2 separate regions of the Homo sapiens genome follow, and region 2 is linked to region 1. Evidence: chromatin contacts called from ENCODE Hi-C or POLR2A ChIA-PET data. All regions are on one chromosome and are shown on one strand. Each heading gives the region's core, a stretch centred on a gene start or an enhancer-like site at or near the end of the contact. The rest is flanking DNA. Distances are from core to core; before and after follow the strand shown.

Region 1 (3,150 bases), core at 277-2,776:
GGCATGATCTTGGCTCACTGCAACCTCCACTTCCCGAGTTCAAACAATTCTCCCGCCTTAGCCTCCCTAGTAGCTGGGACTACAGGTGTGCACCACCACGCTGGACTAATTTTTGTATTTTTAGTAGAGATGGGGGTTTCGCCATGTTGGCCAGGCTGGTCTTGAACTCCTGACCTCAGGTGGTCCTCCTGCCTTGGCCTCCCAAAGTGCTGGGATTACAGTCATGAGCCACCGTGCCTGGCCACCCCCATGGATTTAATACTTCTGTTTTTTCTAATGTGAATTGTCAGTTTCATATTACTTGTTAGTTTATTTAAAGGGATTTAACATGCTTGCATAAGATCATAACCCTTTATGGTCAATCATACTGATTATATATTATTTTAGTATGTGATATTCTCTTTTATGCTAATTTTGATTTTTTAGCATGTAGAAATTTTTGAAGACCTTCAGAAAATTGTATTTATGGCCTTTCTTGGTGGGTAATATTTTCTGTGTTTCATTTGCTCTTCTTTACCAGGCACCCGACAGGAGGATCCTTTATTCGTCCGAACAAGGTAAATTTTGGAACAGACTTTCTTACTGCAATTAAGAACCGCTATGTGTTAGAAGATGGACCAGAGGAAGATAGAAAAGAGCAAATTGTTACAATTGGAAATAAACCTGTGGAGACTATCGGTTTTGACTCTATTATGAAACAGCAAAGGTAAGTGGAGTTTATAACGGCAGAGCTGACTTTTATGGTTTTATTAAGGTTCAGAATTGAAATACCCATGACTGTATATGGATGCTCATGACTTTGCTCCTAAACTGGTTTATGGTTCCACAGAAACGGAATCAAAATCTGAGGAATCCAAGAATTATTTAGGGAAATTAAAATTCTTATGTTAGCACAGGATTGGTAGATTTATCCAGTTTGCAATTGAAATATTTATTGGCCCATTATTACTATTCACATCATATTATCTCGTGTTGACTAAGTAACCAAGGCTGACGTTTGGGTTCTTTTCTATTTCATGGTGATGATGGTAAGTTGGGAATGGAAACAGCAGTCTGAATTGTTCCCTATGCCGTGGAGCGTGCTGGTGCCGTCTGTTAATAGTAGGGAGTAGTTCTCACCTCGGGCTGCACATCTTCATCACCTGGGGAGCTGTGGAACATGCGGCATCCTTGGTCCCATCCCAGATCTGCTCAATCACAATTTTGGGATATGGGCTCTAATGCATTTTATTGTATTGTATTGTATTGTATTTTTATTTTTATACAGACAGGATCTTGCTATGTTGCCCAGGCTGGTCTTGAACTCTTGGGCTCAAGTGATCCTTGGCTTCCCAAAGCACTGGGGATTACAGGGATTAAGCACCCGGCCTTAAAATAATGCCCTTTAAAACTGCTGCACAAGAACATTCTCTTTTCTCTGAAACTGTATATTGTGACTTTGTACAAGGAGGCTTTCTAGTCATTCCAGTGAACTGCTTGAATCAAAGAGAGAGAAAGATAGTATTTACACAAAACCAGTCATGGCTGCACAAGAACTGGCCAGGCCTTGCAGCTTCCTACTGTGGTGAGTGACTTGGACGAGGCATCTGGGTAAGGACCCCTGGTGGCCACTGTGAGGATAAATTTGTGGCCACTTGGAGGCCTGCAATATATTTTCTTTCAGTCTCTAAAAGAATTAAGCTATAGTTCTGTCCAAAGTAAATTTCTTTACTATCTTTTGTTATTGTTGTTATTAATAAAAGTGCACATGGGGACAATGTGGAAAATAAATACATTTCTTGGTACATCTACTCTTTAGCATACATGGCCCCCATTAAAAAAAACTCAGAATAAATCAAGAGTTTTAGAAAAAGGAACAAATGGACTGTTCTTTATAAAACAAGATACCTTTATTGTTGAGAATTTAGAAATTACAGATTGAACAAAAAAGTATCATGATTAATGCCACCACTTAGATATAAGTATCGTAAACGGGCTGGGTGCGGTGGCTTATGCTTGTCATCTTAGCACTTTTGGAGGCCGAGGCAGTTGGATCACTTAAGGCCAGGAATTTGAGACTAGCCTGGCCAACATGGTGAAACCCTGTCTCTACTAAAAATACAAACAATTAGCTGGGTGTGGTGGTACGCACCTGTAGTCCCAGCTGCTTGGGAGGCTGAGGCAAGAGAATCGCTTGAACCTGGGAGGTGGACGTTGCAGTGAGCCGAGATCATGCCGCTGCACTCCAGCCTGGGTGACAGAATGAGACTCTGTCTCAAAAAAAAAAAAAAAAAAGAAAAAAAAGACGTAACTATCATGAACAGTTTTTACTGTTTACCCTACTGATTTACTTGGATTTAAAGAACTACATGCTTCATAGGGTTAGAGTTCTTTGCTTTATTTTTTCCCATTTAAAATACAAATAGCCTGGGCAACATGGCAAAACCCTGTCTCTACAAAAAAAATAAATAAATAAATGCAAAAATTAGCTGGGTGTAGTGGTGCGTGCCTATAGTCCCAACTATTTGGGAAGCTGAGGTGGGAAGATCACCTGAACCCAGAAGGTCAAGGCTGCAGTGAGACATGATTGCACCACTGCACTCCAGCCTAGGTGACATAGTGAGACCTTGTCTCAAATGACACACAAACCAAAAAAAAAAAACCCCAAATATTTACATATCTCTTACCCAAAGGAAGCATTTTTTTAATTGGTTAATCTCTTTCTGAGAATATTAACAAATTGCAAATGGATTTTCGTCCCCTAGTTTATGAACAGCTATGTAACTCATGAATTTTTCTGTAAATGACCCTACTACTTGAGTATCATTGCATTTAATCATTAGCTAGTGTCTTTCTTGATTGAAAAGGTAAAATTTTAGAGATTCTGGAGTAATCTCATATGTTGGCTGGAGATTAGTCAATTCAGAAATTATGAGACAGCTTGGTGGAATGCAGCCAGTGTTGGAGTTAGGCTGGGTTCAGCCGCCAGCTAAGGCACTTTTGGCTCTGACAGAAGTTAGAGATAGCTGCTTATTGTTTCTAAGCCTCAGTTTCCTCAGTTACAACATAAAACCTAAGATATAAGTGCTGTTGTGAATAACAAATGAGATCCTACAATTAATGATAGCTGTCAGTTAGGAGTTGAAACCTCTACTTTAAGCCATTGTCTTA
Region 2 (3,150 bases), core at 468-2,967, 140 kb before region 1:
CAAAAAAAAAAAATTAGCTGGGCGTGGTGGTGGCTTGGGAGGCTACTTGGGAGGTTGAGGCAGAGAGAATCACTTGAGCCCGGGAGGTGGAGGTTGCAGTGAGCTGAGATTACACCACTGCACTCCAGCCTGGGTGACAGTGAGACTCCGACTCAAAAATAATAAATAAATAAATAAAAATAAAAGTAATTGCAAAACCACAATTACTTTTGCACCAACCTAATAGTTCTCTGCTATCCAGATGTACAAATGACCCAGAAAATGTTTATATTAAATCTTTTTAGCTCTCTGTATGAAATGAAATGGAAGAAACTCAAGATAAAACAATAATAAAGTATATACCTTTTGAATTTAGTGTCATTTGCATGTATTACTTGATAAAAATAATCAATTAAAAATGTAATTTTTTATTCTACACAGAGAACTTGCAAACTAGGCCAAAGAGAATTTCGGAGAAGTCCAGTTTGATATACACTCACATAGAGGTAAAAGGATATAGAAGAATAAGGCCATAATTTGTGTAAAGAATATCTCAACTCAGCTATGGCTACGATCTGCAACCTATTAGTTGACTGATTTTTACTCCCTGATTCTCAGTTTCTCCACTTCTAAAAAGAGGGTAAATAATACCTTCTGCCTTAAAAACACTCTATATATAAATGTTAAGTCTGCTGCAGACTTATCTTTGAATTATGATTATCATGTGCTAAATCAAATGCATACTAAAAACAGGCACAATGGTAAGAGTAGGAAAATCCAACACTAGGCCTAATTTTGTGTGTGTGTGTGTGTGTGTGTGTGTGTGCACGCGCGCAGACCGCTCTGCCTATTCAATGACTATGCACATATGAGGGACCCAACAAATCATATTTTAATAAGTAAAATAAGGACAAACTATCTTACAGATGACCAAATTTTTACGACAAAGAAGCCCACACAGCTTTACAAAGACTAAGTCACTAACATGACAAGTATCAATTACAAGTTATTTCTCTTAACAAAGAGATATGTTCTGGCAATATGCTTTGCCAACAAGTAATTCATTAGACTGCTAGCCACCTGATCCAAACTGGGCCGATCGGTTTTACTCTGCTATGAAGTTAAAGCTAGGTTAACCAATTAGCCGGTAGAGAAAGGATGTGATGCAGCCTATGGTAGCCATTTTCTGGCATGCACAGGGAGAAGTAGAGAAAACCAGTCTGCTGAGAGGAAGTAAGAAATAAAACAGATGCAGAGGGGGAAAAAGTGCACATAAGAAACTGTGGGTTCTCTGAGTGACTGAGAGAATAGCTAGCCTTAGTTCCTGCTAGCTTTCCAACTGCCTCCTCAAGCCAAACTGGAGTTCCCCTCTTTGGGTACCATGAGATGCTCTGTACCCTTATAATAGATTCTCTTTTCTGCTTTTCATCACCTGAAATGGGTTCTATTACCCATAACCAAAATAGCTTTAATTAAACCCATCAGATGCCTATTATCAAAATAGAAATAATATCAAATACAGTTACAATTCCACAAACATTAATTGAGCACCCACAATGCCCTGGGATATTCAGAACTTAGATCACATCTAGACAAATATTAAACCAATTCCAGTTTACATTTTTAAGCTAAACTGTCAAAATATACAAAAATCCTGGGCTGGGCACAGTGGCTCACGCCTGTAATCCCAACACGCTGGAAGGCCAAGGTGGGAGGACTGCTTGAGCCCAGGAGTTCAAGACCAGCCGGGACAACACGGCAAAACCTCATCTCTACAAAATATCAAAAACTTAGCCAGGCGTGGTAGCACACACCTGTGGCTCCTAGCTAGTGAGGGGGCTGAGGCAGAAGGATCACTTGAGCCTGGGGAGTAGAGGCTGCAGCAAGCTGTGATCACACCATTGCACTCCAGCCTAGGTGACAGACAGAGACTTTCAAAAAAAGAAAAAAAATCTTGACCAGTAAGAAATAATGAAATGTGAACATACGAAGCAAAAAAAAAAAAAAAAAGATTTTTTTTTTGAAAAGCTATTTGAGGTCATCAGATCATTATTATAACATTAGTAGCATTAGCAAACTAACGCTAATTAGTAGCATTAGCAAACATTAGTAAGATATAACCTCTGGCTATCAATTTTTAAAAATCAGCTTTTAAGCCCTTACCAGATGCGTCTGGCCCTACAATCTTATTAAAAATATATTTACACTTTTTAAAAAACAATAGTTTACATCTTCAACAGACTCTTACATTTCTACTCATATTTTTCAAAGTTATAAACTTCTTATCAAATAAAAAGAAAAAATAAAGCAAGAATACTAATTGTCATGGTGGTGCACATCTGTAGTCCTAGCTACTTGTGAGGCTGAGGCAGTAGGATTGCTTGAGCCCAGAAGTTCAAGGCTGTATTGAGCTATGATCACACCACTGCACTCCAGTCTGGGAGACACAGCAAGACCCTGTCTCTTTAAAAAAGGAAAGAAAGAAATTACAAGTTATTTCTCTTAAAAAAGAGATGTTGGCCAGGCGCGGTGGCTCATGCCTATAATCCCAGCACTTTGGGAGGCCGAAGCAGGGGGGATCACCTGAAGTCAGGAGTTTGAGACCAGCCTGGCCAACATGGTGAAACCTCATCTCTACTAAAAATACAAAAAATTAGCTGGGAGTGGTAGCGGGTGCCTGTAATCCCAGCTACTCGGGAGGCTGAGGCAGGAGAATCGCTTGAACCCGGGAGGTGGAGATTGCAGTGAGTCGAGATTGTGCACTGCAATCAAGCCTAGGTGATGGAGCAAAACACCATCTCCGAAAAAAAAAAAAAAAAGATATGTTCTGGCAATATGCTTTTGCCAAGAAAAACCCTGAGCAACAAAGGAAGACATGGCTCTATAAAAAATAAAAAAATTATCTGGGCTCAGTGGCACACGCCTATGGTCCCAACCATTCAGGGGGCTGAGGTGAGAAGATCACTTGAGCTCAGGAGGCCAAAGGTGCAACAAGACATGATCGTGCCACTGCACTTCAGTTTGGGTGGCAGAGAGAGACTCTCTCTCTAAAATTTAAAAAAGATTTTAGAGGCTGGGTGCAGTGTAATCCCAGCACTATGGGAGGCTGAGAAGGGTAGATCACCTGAGGTCAGAAGTTCAAGACCAGCCTGACCAACATAGTGAAACCCG

What was found. A loop is a pair of places that touch in the nucleus more often than their neighbours do. ChIA-PET counts read pairs that join two places held with the same protein, here RNA polymerase II (POLR2A). Pooled maps may share reads with other maps.
Region 2: a loop to region 1 is called in a pooled map, with 2.5 times the contacts of the local background. The contact joins two enhancer-like sites. A Hi-C loop is called at or near these places in 2 of 168 maps with a recorded cell type or tissue (Panc1 and gastrocnemius medialis) and 2 of 50 pooled maps. POLR2A ChIA-PET finds 5 or more read pairs at or near these places in 6 of 52 experiments (B cell, BJ, GM12878 and 3 more).

The regions. Positions count from the first base shown.
Region 1 is chr1:235,413,913-235,417,062 of GRCh38, forward strand. TBCE (tubulin folding cofactor E) reads left to right here. Exons shown (of 17, transcript NM_003193.5): 4 at 521-706. Among named protein-coding and RNA genes, the nearest start is that of TBCE, 48 kb to the left of the region's middle. Within about 2 kb of position 1,527, at least 3 of the 41 ENCODE cell types and tissues checked have a DNase peak (open chromatin) inside an H3K27ac peak, as active enhancers do.
Region 2 is chr1:235,274,219-235,277,368 of GRCh38, forward strand. The region is part of intron 2 of ARID4B (AT-rich interaction domain 4B); the gene reads right to left. Among named protein-coding and RNA genes, the nearest start is that of ARID4B, 52 kb to the right of the region's middle. Within about 2 kb of position 1,718, at least 7 of the 41 ENCODE cell types and tissues checked have a DNase peak (open chromatin) inside an H3K27ac peak, as active enhancers do.